Regions from separate parts of the Homo sapiens genome. Here region 2 is linked to region 1. Evidence: chromatin loops called from intact Hi-C (ENCODE). Cell type or tissue: K562. All regions are shown on one strand. Each heading gives the region's core, and the rest is flanking DNA. Links, peaks and the distances in the headings are about the cores only.

Region 1 (7,792 bases), core at 104-5,103:
CGGGCAGAAGCGCTCCTCACTTGCCAGGCGGTGCGGAAGCTGGGCAGAGGCGCTCCTCACTTCCCAGACTGTGGGGCGGCCGGGCAGAAGCCTCCTCACTTCCCAAATGGTGCTGGGCAGGCGGACTCCATTGCTAGATCTGACTTGGGTTCAAGCCTCTCCCTTCTGCCCTCATCTGGACATGCTGACAGCCTGCGCTCTCCCTCCTTTGGCACGGGATGAAGACTGAAGCCTGGCAAGGCCCTGCCCTCAGCAGGAACTCCCCCTGGGCCCCACTCTGTGACCCTGAGCCCAGGCCAGGATCCTTCCTTTACTTTCTCAAGCCACTTTGGGCCTGCCCAGCTCTCTCAGAGCCCTGTCATGTAGGTGACAACACTGTTTTTTGTTTGTTTGTTCCTTGTATCTTTAGTAGAGGCAGGGTTTCACCATATTGGCCAGGCTGGTCTGGAATTCCTGACCTCAGGTGATGCACTCGCCTCAGCCTTCCAAAGTGCTGGGATTACAGGCGTGAGCCACCGCGCCCGGCCCCCGTTCCCACATTCTTGGTGTATGTGCTGTCATCACATTCAACCCCAACCAAACCTTGAGTGGGTAGCCTCTGCAGGGGACCACTCGCAACTGGCCTGTAGTTACGGTCCCCTGCAGAGCCCTCGCAGGTGGTCCAGATGTGCCCACTGGCCCTGCCCCAGGTGCGTCTTCCCTGCCCCTAGCCTGCTCTGCCTGATGTGCACTGCACTCAGCTCTGCTGACTCCCAGGGGGCCTCCGTCACACACCGAGCCAGCCTCATGAGCGGTCTTGGTAGGTGGTGTTCAGGGACAGGGTAATGGGATCCAGCCCTTCCTAAGGTGTACCTGGGCTGCGACTCAGAATGGATGTTCAGAACAAAGAGATGCAACTGTGAGTGACCCCACAGGCCGACCGTCAACCAGGCCTTGGCCCTAGTCCATCGGGCACTCAACCCTTGCAAGACGTGGACCCGCTGATGCCCAACGTGTGAACGAGTACCTGGAAGCCTCACCCCACAATGCTAGCATGGCCAGAGAAAAGGATCTGCCTGCCTCTCCCCCACCCAGGTGTGGCAGCTCCTGGTGCCAGTTTCCCAGGAGCGTGGCCAGGCCCCGAGTCTCTCCATCACAGCTGTGGCTCTGGCTCCTTCTTGGAAGTGGGGAGGGGCTCACTCCCCATGCAGCCGCCACTGCTGCTTCAACATCTGTAGGCCTGCATGGCCCACTCTCTCTCCTCCCCCACAATCCGCTGGTAGGCCAGGGAGGCAGTCAGAGGCTGGAATACACCTCGGGGGCTCAGAAGCATCCTCAGCATCTGCGATCTCCTGCCAGGCTGGTCCTTGCTTACGCTCCTCCGGGGCCTGGTAGTCAGCTCTGGGTGCTGCAGGACAACCTCACCAAACTTCACTGCGTCTCGGAGCAACTCCTGCTCCAGCCTGTCTGCCATCTTTTCCTCCTTTTTCTGCCAGACTTTATCTAGTCGTCGCTTCTGGAACACTTTTTTTGCTTTTTTCAGCTCAGACTTCTCCTTGGGAGCTGCCTGGACCTCTGGCTGCTGGGTGGCCTGGTTCTTGCTGAGGAATAGCATGTGCTGGATAAGGCCTAGTCGGACTCCCCCTTCCTCTGCTTGAACTTGGGGACGGCAATGTCGGGCTCCACTCCCTTTGCTTCCTTTTCCAGTGTCTTTCTGAAGCCCACCTGGGCCGCTTTCTTCCTCTTCTTGTTACCGGTCGGATTTTTCATCTCCCAGCGGCTCCTCATAATCTCCCGGAGCTGGAAGGGGATCTCCTGTTTGTCCTGGGTTTTGGGCTTGCAATTCACTTTCTCCTCTTTGCTGTGAATCCTGGACCACGGGGCTGGGCACTGCTTCCCCAGCAGCTGCACTTGCTGCCGGCTGCTGCTCCCGCCGGGGACTCCCAGGACCCGCCGGCGCCCTGGGCACCGCTGCCCCACCTCCAGCTTGTGCCATCCCCACGCTGGAAGCTTCCCTAGCGAAGCCACTTCCACATTCCTCCATTTTTTAAAGTGATTAAGAAACACTGGCTAAAACTTTTTCAGTTGTAAGCAATAAAACCCAATTCAAACTGACTTACGCAAAAATGAAGTTCAGGAGTCTGGACTTCAGGTATTGCCAGATCCAGAGGTTCAGATACTATCAGCAGTGCTTTTTCTATCCATATTACACACAGACTGTCTCCAAGTAGCTGTCCGTGAGGGCTCCTATGAGTGTCATTTACATCTTACTGCCAGCTATCTGGGAGGATTGTGAAACACTGCCCAGCTCTAACAAGCCTAGATTAGACAGCAGTGTAGGCGCTAAGACTCCCACGTATATGGACAGAGAAGATAAAAGACCTTCAGCCATTTCACAGTGCTGCCTGGGGAGGGCTCATTTTCTCCTCATATTCTAGGAGAACAAGAAAAACAGGGCTTCGTAATCTGGTAGGTATAAATTCAAATCTAAGATCTACCAGTTACTAGCTCTGTGATCCTTAAAGTTCTTGAAGCTTTGGTTTTTCATCTGTAAAATGGAGGTAGTGGTAGTCACCCGTAAGATTGTTGCTAGGATTAGTTGAGACCATGCATGTAAAGTTTCCCACAGAGCACCTGCACATGCTATATCTAAAAGAGGAGAGGAGGAGGAGGAGGATTGTAAGTGGGGGATGCTTATTTCCTGTTTCCAGAGAGGGGAGGACACCTGCCCTCTCCAAATGTTTTCTGCTCTTGTGTTGTTTTGCTCAAGGTTGAAATCCCCAGGATAGAAACTCAGATTGGCCAAGCTTGGGTGATGGGAAAGGACAGGTGAAGTCAGTGCACCTTGCTTGACCCACCAAGACCACCCAAATCGGGGTGGAGTGGTTCCCCAGAGGAAAATTGGGTGCTGTTAGGAGAAAGGAGGGGGCAGACACTGGGTAGGAAAAGTTGCAGATGTCCACCGCAGGCATCCTTCGATGCAGTATGCCAGGAAGCCCTGATCCATACTTTCTTCCCCTCACCCCCTTGTGTCTATTTTCTCCTCTAGTGGGATCTGCAGAGAAGGAGGAGTAGGTGATTGTGGCTGACACAGTCAATTGCCTCCCCCAAGGACCTTTCCCACCTTCTTTTAGCTGGCTAAGTTCAAGAGTTGACCATCTCTGGCCTGCTCTGCCTGATGTGTGCTATGTGCTCGGCTCTGCTGACTCCCAGGGGCCTCCATCACAAGGCGAGCCAGGGTCATCAGCTGTCTTAATAAGTGGTGTTCAGGGACAGGGTAATGGGACCCAGCCCTTCCTAAGGTGTACCTGGGCTGCGACTCAGAATGGATGTTCAGAACAAAGAGACACAACTGTGAGTGACCCCAGGCCCCACAGGCTGACCGTCAACCAGGCCCTGGCCCTAGTCCATCGGGCACTCAACCCTTGCAAGACGTGGACCCGCTGATGCCCAACGTGTGAACGAGTACCTGGAGGCCTCACCCCCACGCTGCTAGCATGGCCAGAGAAAAGGATCTGCCTGCCTCTCCCCCACCCAGGTGTGGCAGCTCCTGGTGCCAGTTTTCCAGGAGTGTGGCCAGGCCCCAGGTCTCTGCATCACAGCTGTGGCTCTGGCTTCTTCCAGGAAGTGAGGTGGGGTCGCTCCCCATGCAGCTGCAGCTGCTGCTGCTTCAATGCTCTGTAAGCCTGCACTGCCAGTTCTCTCTCCTCCCCTACAATCCGCTGGTGGGCCAGGGAGACAGGGGCAAAGGGCTCCTCCCCAGCCCCAGGAAGGGGATATCACTTGGACTCACCAGATCATGGTAATTCCATTGCCAGCAACTGTGGGTACATGACTATTATAGCGAGTGGGATTTAATGGAATACCCTCTGGGCACCTCTGGGAGAGTTGTTCCTCCTGAATAAAAAGATACATGGGCCAGGCACGGTGGCTCCTGCCTGTAATTCCAGCACTTTGGGAGGCCAAGGCAGGTGGAATACTTGAGGTCACGAGTTCAAGACCGGCCTGGTCAATGGTGAAATCCCGTCTCTACTAAAAATACAAAAATTAACTGGGCATGGTGGCACAAGCCTGTAATCCCAGCTACTTGGGAGACTGAGGCAGGAGAATTGCTTGAACCTGGGAGGTGGAGGTTGCAGTGAGTCGAGATCATGCCATTGCACTCTAGCCTGGGAGACACAGCAAGACTCTGTCTCAAAAAAAAAAAAAACCGCAAGGAAGAAAACCCCATCTCTTCTTCAGGCTGATGTTTCTGGGTTCACATGTGATACGTGGAACAGTGGCAGCCTTCAGCCTTTCTGGAATAATGAAGAGACAAGCCCAAGAACAAAGCCAACATGATGAGGATGGCAGGACAGAAAGACGGGGAGAGGCTAATCCTTATTGAAGTCAGTCATTGGCTGAGCTATCCATGGATACTACCTCCAGACTTCCTTTGATGCCTTACTGCCTAAACTACATTCAGGTGGGTTTACTCATACCCTAGCCAAAGCATCTCAGTGATACATATATATGCTCATCTATTTCTAAATCTCCAACAAGGGTAAGGAAGCCTTTTAGGTCAGTGGTTCTCAAAGTGTGGCCCCTGGACCAGCAGTATTGACATCACCTGGAAACTTACTAGAAATGCATATTCTTGGGCCCCATCCAGTTCTTGTCAATCTGAAAGGGAATGGGTGCAGCAGCAATCGTGCTTTCACAAGCACTCCAGGTCATTGTGATGCATGCTACAGTTTGCCAACCTCTGCTTTATATACTACTCTGTTGTCATACTGATATCAGAACTGACCACTGGGAGTGAGAGCACCACTCATTATTCCATCCAACTTACCTTTTTCTATCATTGCTTCATTTGATTCTGCTATCCCTAAAACAAACAAACAGAAAAACAAGAAAAAGGACAAGGAAAAAAAAAAGGGAGAGAAAGAGAGAGACAGAAAGGATTTGAAAACCGTTGGCCAAATAAACCTTTTGCTTTGAGTTTCAATCTGCTGACTCTGGGTCATCAGCTCCTTCCAAAAAAGACTTTGGGTGTCTGCAGAAACCTGTAGTTACTAGAATGTGGTGGACATTTCCAAAATATTTAGAAACACTAATAATCACTGTTATCAATAATGCTCCATAGGGATCTCCCTTGAGCTACTGGAAGTGAAGTTAGCAAGGAACTTAGAGAGGCGTGTACTGCCTGGGGTGAGCAAAGAGAATTTGGAGGGACAGAGGAGCCCTGAGAATAATGTTAGAAAAAAAAGGAATGAAAAACTTGCTGCAAAAAGGAGAAAAGAAGGAAAGAAAGAAAAGAAAAAGAAAATGATTCTCATCAGGGAAGCCAGTGAAGATGGATTTGTTTTCCAGGACTCAATACATTTAGACAAAGGAGCGCAGAGAGGAGATCCAGGTTTAGGGGTGGTTTGAGCAAGGTGTCCAGGAGGGAAGGCAGGGGCACGTCTGGACACCTGGGCAGCCATGGATAACGGAGAGAACAGGTCGTGGGAGTGATGCTGTGTGGGAGGAAGAATGCCTCCACAGGATTAGACTCTGGCACCACCCCCTACTAACTTTGGTCTTAGGCAGCTTCCCGAGCTTCTCTAAGCTTCAGTTTCCTCAACAGCCAATGGGCTCAGTGATTCTTATCTCACAGCTTGTTGGAAGGTTTACATAAATCAACGTACTATGATCTGAACTGCATATCCCCCAAATTTATATGTTGACGCACTAACCACCAATGTGTCGAATTTGGAGATAAGACTCTCGGGAGGTAATTGAGGCTAGATGAGGTCAAGGGAAAGGAGCCTCCATGATAGCATTGGTGGCTTTATAAGAAGATGAAAAAACAGAGAGAGAGAGAGAGAGAGAGAGTTCTCTCTCTTTACCATACAAGGACACCACAAGAAGGCAGCTGTCTACAAGCCAGGAAGAGGGCCTTCACCGGAACCAGAATCAGCCAGCACCTTAATATTAGACTTCCAGCCTCCAGAACTGTGAGAAAATAAATGCCGGTTGTTTAAACCACCCAGGCTATGGTATTTTGTTATGGCAACCTGGACTGACTAATACACAAGGTATATTAAGGACCTTGCATAGTGTTTGGCTCATTCTAAATGCTCAATAAATAAATAAGATTCATAACAATGAATATATTAATTAGCAATAAGTTAGGAAAATGAGATTGCCAAGGTCTTTGAATGACTAAACTGAGTATGTAATTTATTATCTGGACCATGGGGAGTTTCTGAGCAGGAAACAAAAAGAGGAAGCATATGTGTGCATAGCTCTGAGGTCAGTGTGACAATAGGGCATTACATAAGGCGGGATTCAGCAAACGTGAGGGTGCGTCAGGATCACTTCGAGGGCTTGTGAAAATATAGGTTGCTGCCACCTCTACTTTCTCTTTCAGATTCAGCAGGTCTGGGAAGGGGTTCAAGAATTTGCATTTCAAGTAAGTTCCCGGGAGATGCTGATGCTGCTTGTCTAGGGACCAGACTTTAAAAGAGGGAAGAAGAAAGATAAAGAGAGAAAAAACAGACAGAGACATTAGCATGACCTTTGGTCTGGAATGGCAGCAGAATGCTTGCTCTGCAGACATTCAGTCCACACTGTGATGGATGACGGAGAACGGAGGTGGTGCCTGGAGCTGCCAAAAGTAATTGCTTCAAGCATTGCACGCAATTATGGCATTGGTTTTTTTGGTTTTGTTTGGCTTTAAGGGTAAACCACTATAATTAGAAAACTTGCAAAATCCTGACTTACAAAGTGAGCAGATTTTCAAATCAGAGAAACTTCGTTTTCATGCCTTCTCCAAGTTGTGGATCACTGCTCAGAGATGACTATTTGGGGCCGGTTGCTAAGACTGTTACTAGTTGCAAGGTAATATCATACACAGTGCTGGTAAGGTCAGCTTGAGCTGCAGGCCCATTAGGATGTTTGGTTGAATGTGTGATGGTAGGAGTGAGATGGTCTGGTTTTTTTGTTGTTGTTTTTTTTTGTTTTTTTGTTTTTTTTTTTTCTGATTTTTCTTAGGACCCTGAGGTGAACATATGTGGTTTATTCCACATAGTGCTTATTTCTTCTTTACATTTGTACCTGCACTCTCCCTTTATCTTTCTTTGGGAAAATCCTTGTCACTGCATACTTCTTCTTCTTCTTTTTTTTTTTGTTGACAGAGTTTCACTCTGTTGCCCAGGCTGGAGTGCAGTGGTGTGATCTCAGCTCAGGCCAACCCCTGCCTCTGGGGTTCAAGTGACGCTCCTGCTTCAGCCTCCTGAGTAGCTGAAATTACAGACACGCATCACCACACCCAGCTATTTTTTCTATTTTTAGTAGAGACGGGGTCTCGCCTTGTTGGCCCTCAAACTCCTGACTCCAGGAGATCTGCCCACCTTGGCCTCCCAAAGTTTTGGGATTATAGGCATGAGCCACCACGCCTGGCACACTGCATACTGCTATATGGTGTCTGTCAGGCTGCTAAACTCCTCAGTCTTCCCGTAAGCCACAAGGTTGGCCATGGGATCGAGGTCTGCCCAATCCTAGTGTCTTCTCCCTTCAGACCCTGTGACTGGGCTAAGGAAGCTTGTGACCAGACCAGCCTATCAGAATCCTTCTCTGGGATTCATCCATAAACCAAAAGTAAAATTCTAAGTCCTCAGCCATTTTGATGGACCCCATCTCTTGGCCAAGGCATTCCAAAGTTAACCAGAAAAACTAGTTCAGGCCATGATGGGAAGAGGGAGTCAGACATGCTTCACCAAACCGTCCTCCCCTTTTGGAATTCAGGCTCACCTGACCAGCATTAACATCAACTCAACCTTAAGACTGA
Region 2 (9,718 bases), core at 2,208-7,207, 58 kb before region 1:
TATAATGGAAGCCACATGTGTAACTTTAAATTATCTAATAGCCACATTAAAAAGGGAAAAAGAAATAGGTGAAATATTTTTTTTTAAGTTTTTTACCTAGTATATCTGAAATGCCATTTCAACATATCATTGATAGTACAAAATTATTAACGAATATTTTACATTCTCTTTTCCTTACTAAATATTTGAAATCTGGAGTGTATTTTACGCTTTAAGCATATCTTAATTCAGATGAGCCACCAGTGGTAAATGGCTGCAGTAATAGGCAGCATGGGGCTGGATTATCCCCTGGCAGGCAGGATGCTTGATGTAGTTTGGATGTGTGTCCCTGACCAAATCTCATGTTGAAATCTAATCCCCAATGTTGGAGGTGGGGCCTGCTGGGAAGTGATTAAATCATGGGGGCGGATTTCTTATGAGTGGTTTAGAACCATCCCTTAGGTACTGTCCTCGCGATCCTGAGTTCTCACGAGATCTGGTCATTTAAAAGTGTGTGGCACGTCCCCCCCCCCGCTCCCTTTCTCTTGCTTCTGCTCTGGCCATGTGACATGCCTGCTCCCCCTTCGCCTTCTGGCCACAGTTGTAAGTTTCCTGTGGCTTCCCCAGAAACCAAGCAGATGCCAGCATCATGCTTCCTGCACAGCCTGCAGAACCGTGAGCCACTTAAACCTCTTTTGTTCATAAATTGCCCAGTCTTAGGCATTTCTTTATAGCAATGCAAGAAGGAACTAATACAATGCTTGAGTTGGAAAATTTTTTCATGGGGGTGCCTAGGGTAGAGGAAGCACAGAGAAAGGAGGAGAGGAGAATGAAGAGACAAGGAACCTGGCTGGGACACCTGGGGGCATGGCTGCCTGTGCAGCTGGAATGGAGAGATCATTTCAGGAGCAGGGTGTGGGGTGATTAGAACTGAGCAGAGGCTCTGAGGACATCTGTGTGGGTGGAATCCAGGGGACTACATGTGAGAATTACGCTGAATAAAGATAGGGCTTTGGGCCTCCAGTTGTGAAGTGTGCCAGGGATGGAGGTGAAAAGCGACTTAGAGTGGATGGAGAGAAGAGTGGGGTAATGAGCAATCCCAGAGAAACTGGCTCCAAGTGTGGGCCAGGCAATGTGCTCTCTGATTGGGAAGGGCAGGCAGGTGATGAAAGAGGACAGTGTCTCTCCAGCTGTCATGTGCACAGATATCACCTGGGGATCTTGTTCAAATGCAGGTTCTGATGCAGTTGATTTGAGATGAGGCCTAAGATTCTGCATTTCTGAAAAACTCACAGGTCTGGTGAGGCTGCTGGTACATGGACCGCCATGCTCTGAGTAGCAAGGACTAGGACACAGATTCATGCTTTGAATGGTTAAGTGGCATAGAAGGGGAAGAAGTAGAAACTTAGCTAAGCTCTGGAGAGCCTTCGGCTTGTGCGCTTTCCAAGCTGTGGCAATAATAACTGTGGCTTGCTTCCACTGAGTACCTACTATGTGCCAGGTACTGCGTGTTGGGCTTTATACCAGAGATTAGCAAACTAGGGCTCATGGGCCAAATCTGGCTGCTTCCTGTTTTGGTGAGTAAAGTTTTATTAGAACCCAGCTACACCCATTCATTTATTTACATATAGTCATGGCTGCCTTCATGGTACAGTGGCAGAGTTGAATAGTTGCAACAAAGATCATTCACAAAGCTTAAAATAGTTACCATCTGGCCCTTTATGGAAATATTCTGCTCATCCCACATTTGCACATTATCTTATTTAATTCTCATCACAGCCCTGTGAGGTAAGTACTGTTATTGTTCCCTGTTACAGATGAACAAACAGAGGTGTAGAGGCATCAAGGCACTTGCCCAGGGGCTCACAGCTAATACAAAGGACAGACAAGGTCCTCATAATCAAGGCTGATGGAGGCCAATGCCGTATTTGGTTTTCTGTTCCTGCGTTAATTCATTTAGGATAATGGCCTCCAGCTACATCCATCTTGTTGCAAAAGACATGATTTCCTTCTTTTTTTACGGCCATGTAGTATTCCATGGTGTGTATGGACCACATTTTCTTTATCCAGTCTAGTTTTGATGGGCATTCAGGTTGACTCCATGTCTTTGCGATTGTAAATCATGCTACGATGAACATATGTGTGCATGTGTCTTTGTGTTAGAATGATTTGTATTCCTTTGGATATATACCGAATCATAGGATTTCTGGGTCAAATGGTAATCGACCATTCAATTACCTGTTTCCTGTTCTAAGTTCTTTGAGAAACTGCCAAACTGCCTTCTACAGAGGCTGAATTAATTTACATATCGCATGTTCTCACTTATAAGTGGGAGCTAAACATTGAATACACATGGACACAAAGAAGGGAACAACAGACACCAGCGCCTACTTGAGGGTGGAGGAGGGGAGGAGGGTGAGGATAGAAAATCTACCTATTGAGTACCATGCACATTACCTGGGTGATTAAATAATCTGTACTCCAAACCCCTGTGACACACAATTTACCTATATAGCAAACCTGCACATGTACCTTGAACCTAAAGTTTAAAAAGATAAATAAGTTAAATTAATGCACTAGTCTCATGGAAACAGGAGTGGCCTCTAGAAAGCAAGCACGTATGTGTGTGAGCAGCAGGAGGCTGAGGGAGACCAAGATGCTGTTTTATGGAAAGGACCCAGTGTTTCCTTCTATAATGGCTTCTCTCGCACCCCACACCGTCTTCCGTTGCCCACCTCTGAACTTACCTGCGACAGTGCCTGTCTCTTACCCCAAGCATTGGCCTCTCTTCCTACTATGGGATGGCAGTTGTTAAATCCCCCAATGTCCCCACCCCTTGTGGGACAATCCAGAGGCACGTTCTACACAATTCGCCCGGGGTCCACAGTGAGCTTGAGCCCCAGGTGCCCACAGTGGTCACCTGCTCATTATTGGCTTCCCGTATCCGTGGCCCCCACATCACTCTCCCATTCTCCCACTTGTGGGAATCACCTCCCAAGTAAACTACCTGCACCCAAACCCCATTTCCAGTTCTGTTTTCAGGGAAACACAAACCAAGACACATACTCAGCTGTGTAGGTACCATGGCAGTCATGTAAAATGCCTGTGGGGTTCACCTTTTACAGATAAAGAACTGGGGCCCAGAGAGGAGAGCTGCTTGTCTCAGTTACACAGGTTCCTAGCCAGGTCCATCTGACTCATTCATTGAAGAGTCCTACAGCTCATTCTTTGAATAATAACAATCGTGGCGTCATCATCATCACATGCTTACTGTGAACAGATGAGGGGTCCACGGCTCAGAGGAGTTAAGAACTTGGCCAAGTTTTGCCCATGTGTTAGAATGGGGATTTGCACCCCCAGAAGCCTGGAGTAAGAGGTGAAAACCTCCACAAGCAAGGCTGCAGTGGACACGGAGCTGTCTCCTTGGGGCTGGGTGCCCTGGTGTGGCCTGCCCATCCCTCAGCCCTGCCCACTGGGTGGGATAAACATCTTCCTCAACGACTGCTCCCACGGCCGGTTGCCATGGTTACCTCTGGGTACCATCTGAATATTGAAGGACAGTGATGGTAACCGCAGCCACTGTCACCGCCTCTGTTTGACATTCCTACCCACCTCCCACACCAATTCCTAGTACAACTGGGGCTGGAGAGTGGGAAGGGGGTAGGCCTGGTTGCCGTGAGAACAAAAGAGAGCAGCTTCTCATGACCTCATCTCTAGAAATCCTGGGAGCTTGGCAGCTGCGGCTGGGAGTTATTACTGCTCTGATGTCTTCCCTCCCCTTCCAAGTTTCCCCAGCCTCAGCATAAGCAGGAGCCTGCCTGCCAGTCTGCATGTGCTGTTCATGCCTGCGCCTCTTGTGTACAATGATTATTCTAGATCCCTGTCTTGCCTATCTCTCTCCCTTCCTCCTTCTCTTCCTTCTGCCCCCCACAGAAATGCACTGTCTTATAAAGGATGCAGCCCTTTGCTGGTGTGTTATTATGCTTCAGAGAGAGGCCTGTAGAGTTCTGACTGGCCCCTCCTGGAGCTCTGAGAGTTTCAGTGATGATCCCCATCTCCTCATCTGTAAAATGGGGACAAGGGCTGTTGGAAAGATTAAGTAAGGGCAATAGCCGAAACATTAAGAGCTTGATCCCTGAATTGGACAGACTTGCATTTAAATCCTGATGTCTCACTGCGCCACCTGAGGCAAGTTAATTTTCTGAGCCTCCATTTCTTCTTCCATGAGGATAATAGGTGTATCTACCACGCAGGGATTTAATTTACTAATGATTAAAGCATGGAGCCTTTCTTTGTCCCAGTGCCCTTGCCTGCTTCATGACCCTCTAAGCCTTTGAGTCTGCAAAGGGCAATGACCTTTGTTCTCCCTTGTTCCCAACCAAGGGCAGTGACATGAGACTCTGCCCTTCACTGAGAAAGAACAGCTCGGCTTCCAGCCGGATACGAGCAAGGCAGATAAGACACCTCCGCTTCCTCTTTTGAATCCTGTGGCTGTCACCAGCCTCTGATAAGATAGCACCAGCTGGGTGGCCCCACAGCTCCAGTGGGAGATTAAGAGCTTGGGTTTGACAGGGGTAGGGTGCTTTTTAAGCTTGTAGTAGTGGCACCCTTGATCGGTTTGCGGCACAGGGCAAAGGTGGCGGAGCTTGAGGAGGAGGAAAAGGGAAGGATCTGCAAAATTCCTTTTCCCCCAAAATATTGATCCTTCCATCATCCTTCCCACAAACCCTCAAGACACTGTCACAGCGCAGGAGGGAATCAGGGAGACAGGAGGTCCTCCAAATCCATCATGAGCTTTGGGCTATTTTTAAAGTCTCCAAGAATTTGAGTGAAAATGTGCAAGTATGTGCATTTCACTACGGTGAGAGAGAACAGAGTGTTCATTCAATTATCAAGGGCAGGGTTCTTCAAGCAGCAGCCTTGTTATGGTGTGCTGGCATCTGCCTGTACCAACTTTCAAGAGCCAATTGTTAAGTATTTAGGAATTGTGTGAGCCAGTTGTGAAACGCAACATTAAATACTAAATTACAGAAAATTACAATTAAATAAATTATACTAAAAATACTTATCATTTCCTAATTATTCTATTTCTCATTCCTTTTACCTATGCTTTTGTATCTAATACTACATAATGGTGTGTTACGGAACATCTCTTCCCAACTCAACATTCAGTGACATCACATGGATAGCTTGAAATTGGCCATGGTGGGAGTATTTACACCCCCGGAAACTGGCAAATGCTACAAACCAGCCAGCCCTCTCCCAGGGCCCAAGTCCTTGTTAAACATTTACCAGCACATTCTAGTCCCTGCACCACCCACAACAGAGGTATCTAGGTGGTCTATTACAAATACAGACCCAGAGCCGCTCTCTAGACACACTGAATCAAAATGTCTGGGTTTGGGGCCCAATAATCTACATTTAGAGAGCTCCCCCTGAGATTCATAAGCACACCGAGAACTTTGGGAGATTGGAAGGGAATAAGGGAGGAAAGAATGTGGAAGGGAATGAGAGGGGGAAGGAGGAATGTGGAAGAAAACAGGAGGCAGAAGAAAGGGTTCCCAAAATAACTTTTCCCTGGACTAGCCATAGGACAATTTTAAAGTGATTGAAGGCTGAATTGTACTATCTACTCTTTATTATTATTATTGTATTGTATTGTATTATTGTATTGAGAGAGACATCTATTAAGCACTTACTACGGTTCAGGCACAATGCTAAGTGCCTTAAGTGTATGTTTCATTCATATATCACCTTGATGTAAAAGTTATTTATTGTTCCCATTTTACAGGTGAGGAAACTGAAGCTTAGGCTAAAGTGCATTGACCAAGGTCCACACTCAGCAAGAGTTAGAGGCAAAATTCAAACCACAGGAGTGGTGGGCTGAGTCAGCTCTAGTGACTGGACTCCAGAAGTGGTGATCTGAGTCAGCGCTAGTGGCCGGCACATGGAAGGGCCTTGGTAAACATTGGTGGGTGGACTTATCCCAAGGGCGCTACCATGTCAGAGCCGTGTTTTCTCTAGAATGAGTTTTAAACTCGTGATGATTTCTTGAGTGCCATTAACCGTCTCACATAAGCAAGGATAAATGCAGCTCATCTCAAGATGTGTACAATTCAGACAGAACATGCAGGGGCCGGGCATCTGAGAGATGGCCCATGCTGTGGTTCACAGAGCAAAGGGCTCTTCTCACACGGTTCCTCACTGGCTCATCCTTCAGTTCCTTGGCTGGGCCAAATGCCTGCACTCAACCCATGTTGGTCAGAAAGAAAATGTAGATGTCAGTGATCAGAAGCTCCCAACCTGGTCTGGCAGATTAAGACAAAAATCAACCTGAAAAATTAGAAACGCTACAGGAGTCAACCAAGAAAACCAAGCCACCATCTCTTATAAGAAATTTAGCTCACAAACATATTTAGTTAGGTTCAAGTTGAATGATGAAGAATCATTAAAAAAAAAAGAAAAACAAAAATATATTAAAAAACATATTTAGTTTGGGAGAGAGTAGGCAACTCTGGTGGGGGTGCAGGAGGCTCAGAGTGGAGTTGTGAGAGATGAAAATGGGGAGTTAAGTTGGATCATGTTGGAAAGGTTGGCCAGGATGGCTGACTCTAGAAGTCAGAGAAGGATATTGAGTGCTGTAAGAGTGAAAATAAGTTCATAAGGGCCATGCTTGGGAAGCTCTTGGGGGGCCCTGGAAGTGCCCAACTCTGTTGGTATGAGGCTGTTTGTCAGTTCTGTTGGTAGCCTACACTGATCACCTGGGGGCAGGAGTCAAGAGGTGGTGGTGAGCTGGGAATGCCCCTGTAAGGCCTGGAGCCCAGTCTGGCTGGGTTCCTCTTGGCTTCCAAAGGACTCCAGGGCAGTGTTCAGCTGAGGCCACGAGAAAGCTTTTTCTGCTCTCCATTCTCCATCATATGGGCCGCTAAGAGCAGGGGTTCCCCAAACTGAGATCTGTAGGCATTCTGGAAAAAAGACAGCCTCATAGTTAGTTGAGTTGGGGAGTTGCTACATGTGCTATCCTTTCCTTAGAGATTGCAATGATCACATTAAAAGCTCTGAAAAGTTCTGCAGACAAAAAAAAACACTTTCAAATTTGTAATTCATTTAGAATTGCTGGAGGTAGCAGACAATGGCAGGGCTCCACTCAGATAGACACAGATCTCTAGTTTCTGTTTCTGCCCCACCCCTGGTTTCTGCGTGCTTTCATAAAAGTGCTCCAAAATTTACTTCCCCTAGGGACAACCATCCACTAGTGAACAATATGTTGTCCTAGGTGGGGCAGCTCTGAGACATTTTTCAGAGTTGATAGTTCCCCTGTGGGACCAGCCTAACACTATCCTCTATGGGACATTGCCCAGGATCAGTTCTTCCTTTGCACATGAGTCCTCAGCTCAGGGTCAGCTACTTGGGAACCAGACCTAAAACACCTGCTTTCTCCAACATTCAGGCTGTTTGTGTCTGAAACATCTTTCAGTATCATTTAGATCTAGTATTATTTGGCACATACTTTGAAAAACTCCTCCTTGGAGAAAAATTCATCCCCTGAAATGATTTTCTGGAGAAGAAGAGCCTGAGGGGAAAAAACAAAACAAAAGCCTCCTTTGGAGCCTATCGCTAGCTCAGCCCTCTTTCTCTGGAGCCCTTCTGTGCTGTCCTCAAACACTGTCAGAGTTTCTGCAAGAGGCCTGCTATGGTCTGAGTATGGCTTGTCCCCAACAAAACTCACATTGAGGCTTTGTCCCCAACATGACGGTGTTGTGAGGTGGTGGGATCTTTAAGAGGTGTTGGGTCATGAGAAGTACATTCACATGAAGGGATTAATGCAGTCTCTCTGGAGGGATTGAATTAGTTACTGCCAGAGTGGCAGTAAGGCAAGTCAGCAGCAAGGCTGAGTCTTGTATTTGCTCTCTTTTGCACACCACTTCCCCTTCAGCTTCCCTGCTGTGTTACAACATAGCACAAGGCCCTCACCAAAAGCCAACCAGATGCTGGCACCATTCTTCTTGGACTTCCCAGTCTCCAGAACCATGAGCTAAATGAAACTCTTTTCTTTATAAATCATCCAGTCTCAGGTATTCTGTTATAGCAACACAACAAGACTATGACAGGGCTGAAAAGAGATGTCCTTTGTCAGTGTCCAGCTTGCATTTCAGGAGCATGCCTTGGGGAATTGTCTATTTGGTGACTGGATTTTTCAGGAAAGCATAATTCACCTTTACGACAGTGCACATTTGTTTTTGGAGAATGTGGTCAGATCTCCCTTTCCTACTGTCTTGAATCCATTTCTGTGCATTATGAGATTTGCCTGGATCAGAAAGTCACAAATTCAAATGTCTGCATTGGCCAGACAAGTAATGCAAATGAGTGAATCAGACCCGATATAAAGCAATTGGGAGCGATGGGGACTGGGACAAAAGGGGGAGCACATGCCCCATCTAAGGGGGCAGCCGCCAGCAGCCCCAAGCCAATTGCCACTTGGCAGGGATTAGACCTAGGTGCTGGGATTTTTTTTATAAGAGAAGCCAGAGATACAGATTTTATTTGAGATATCTTGACTTTCTAATATTGGCAAATAGTTCAAAAGTTTTTAAACTATGCGACCAAGCAGTACAGATTCACCAGCTTGATGAGAGATGCCAGGTTATGATCTTGATCTTGGTGATCTACAAAAGGTCAAAAGTAGAGTGAGGAGAGACTTAGCCATGGAATACGAGGTCGCAAGCTCACCCTCTGTCACAGTGCTGTGCTCTCCCTTTACACATCCTGGCCCGTCTGCCTGCAACACACATCCCTCCACTGTTTGCCTGGTTACCTCCTTTTCATCCTTTAGACTGGGGTCCACAAACTCTGACCTGTTAGGTCTGTGGTCTGTTAGGAACTGGGCTGTACAGCAGGAGATGAACCGCGGGCAAGTGAGCGAAGCTTCGTCTGTATTTACAGCCAATCTCCATCACTCACATTGCAACCTGAGCTCTGCCTCCTGTCAGATCAGTGGTGGCATTAGATTCTCATAGGAGTGTGAACCCTATGGTGAACTATGCTTACAAGGGATCTAGGTTGCATGTTCCTTATAAGAATCTAATGCCTGATGATCTGTCACTGTTTCCCATCACCCTATCACCCCAAGATGGGACCATGTAGTTGCAGGAAAACAAACTCCAAGCTCCCACTGATTCTACATTATGGTGAGCTGTATCATTATTTCATTATATATTGCAGTGTAATAATAATATAAATAAAGTACACAATAAATGCAATCGGCTTGAATCATCCCAAACCATCCCTCTCACCTTGGTCTGTGGAAAAATTGTCTTCCACATACTGGTCCCTGGTGCCAAAATTGTTGGGGACTACACTTTAGACCACAGCTATCTCCTGACTCCTCAGATGGGCTTAGCTTCCCCACAAGAGCTCCCATAGCCCCTGAGCCTCCCCTTTTGTAAGATTTATTCCATTTGTAATTATTTGTTCAAAGTCTCTCTTCTCCACAATTCTGCGGGTTCCATAAAGACCAGAACTGTGCCTGTCTTGTTCTCCGTTATATTCCCAGCACTGGGCCCAATGCTTGACACAGAGCACCTGCTCAAAATGACTCTTTTCATGAATGAAAGAGTAGAATGCCCAAAAGATTTCCCGAAGGTGAAAGGAATATTCTAGACTCATCCCAGAGGATTCTACTGCCTCCTTGAAAACACTCCTCCAGGATGGTGTCAGGCACTCATCTGGATTGTTCCTG

The links. Peaks named below come from ENCODE experiments on the same cell type or tissue, not always from the same donor. Only the 100,000 strongest peaks of a DNase experiment are listed, where the experiment ranks them.
Region 2: a loop joins it to region 1, with 4 times the contacts of the local background. A loop is called at or near these places in 2 of 110 quality-filtered maps.

The regions. Positions count from the first base shown.
Region 1 is chr3:72,081,073-72,088,864 of GRCh38, reverse strand. The region is part of intron 2 of LINC00877 (long intergenic non-protein coding RNA 877); the gene reads left to right. It also overlaps the pseudogene CCDC137P2 and the pseudogene CCDC137P1. Among named protein-coding and RNA genes, the nearest start is that of LINC00877, 15 kb to the left of the region's middle. RefSeq lists enhancers at 271-988, 989-1,705, 6,405-6,504 and a silencer at 6,845-6,914. In K562, for the core only: a CTCF peak has its summit at 2,380; DNase peaks (open chromatin) are centred at 2,294 and 2,654; H3K4me3 peaks cover 176 bases.
Region 2 is chr3:72,139,676-72,149,393 of GRCh38, reverse strand. No RefSeq gene overlaps it. Among named protein-coding and RNA genes, the nearest start is that of LINC00870, 6.7 kb to the left of the region's middle. RefSeq lists an enhancer at 7,039-7,138. In K562, for the core only: no CTCF peak of the experiment used is centred there; DNase peaks (open chromatin) are centred at 4,473 and 5,903.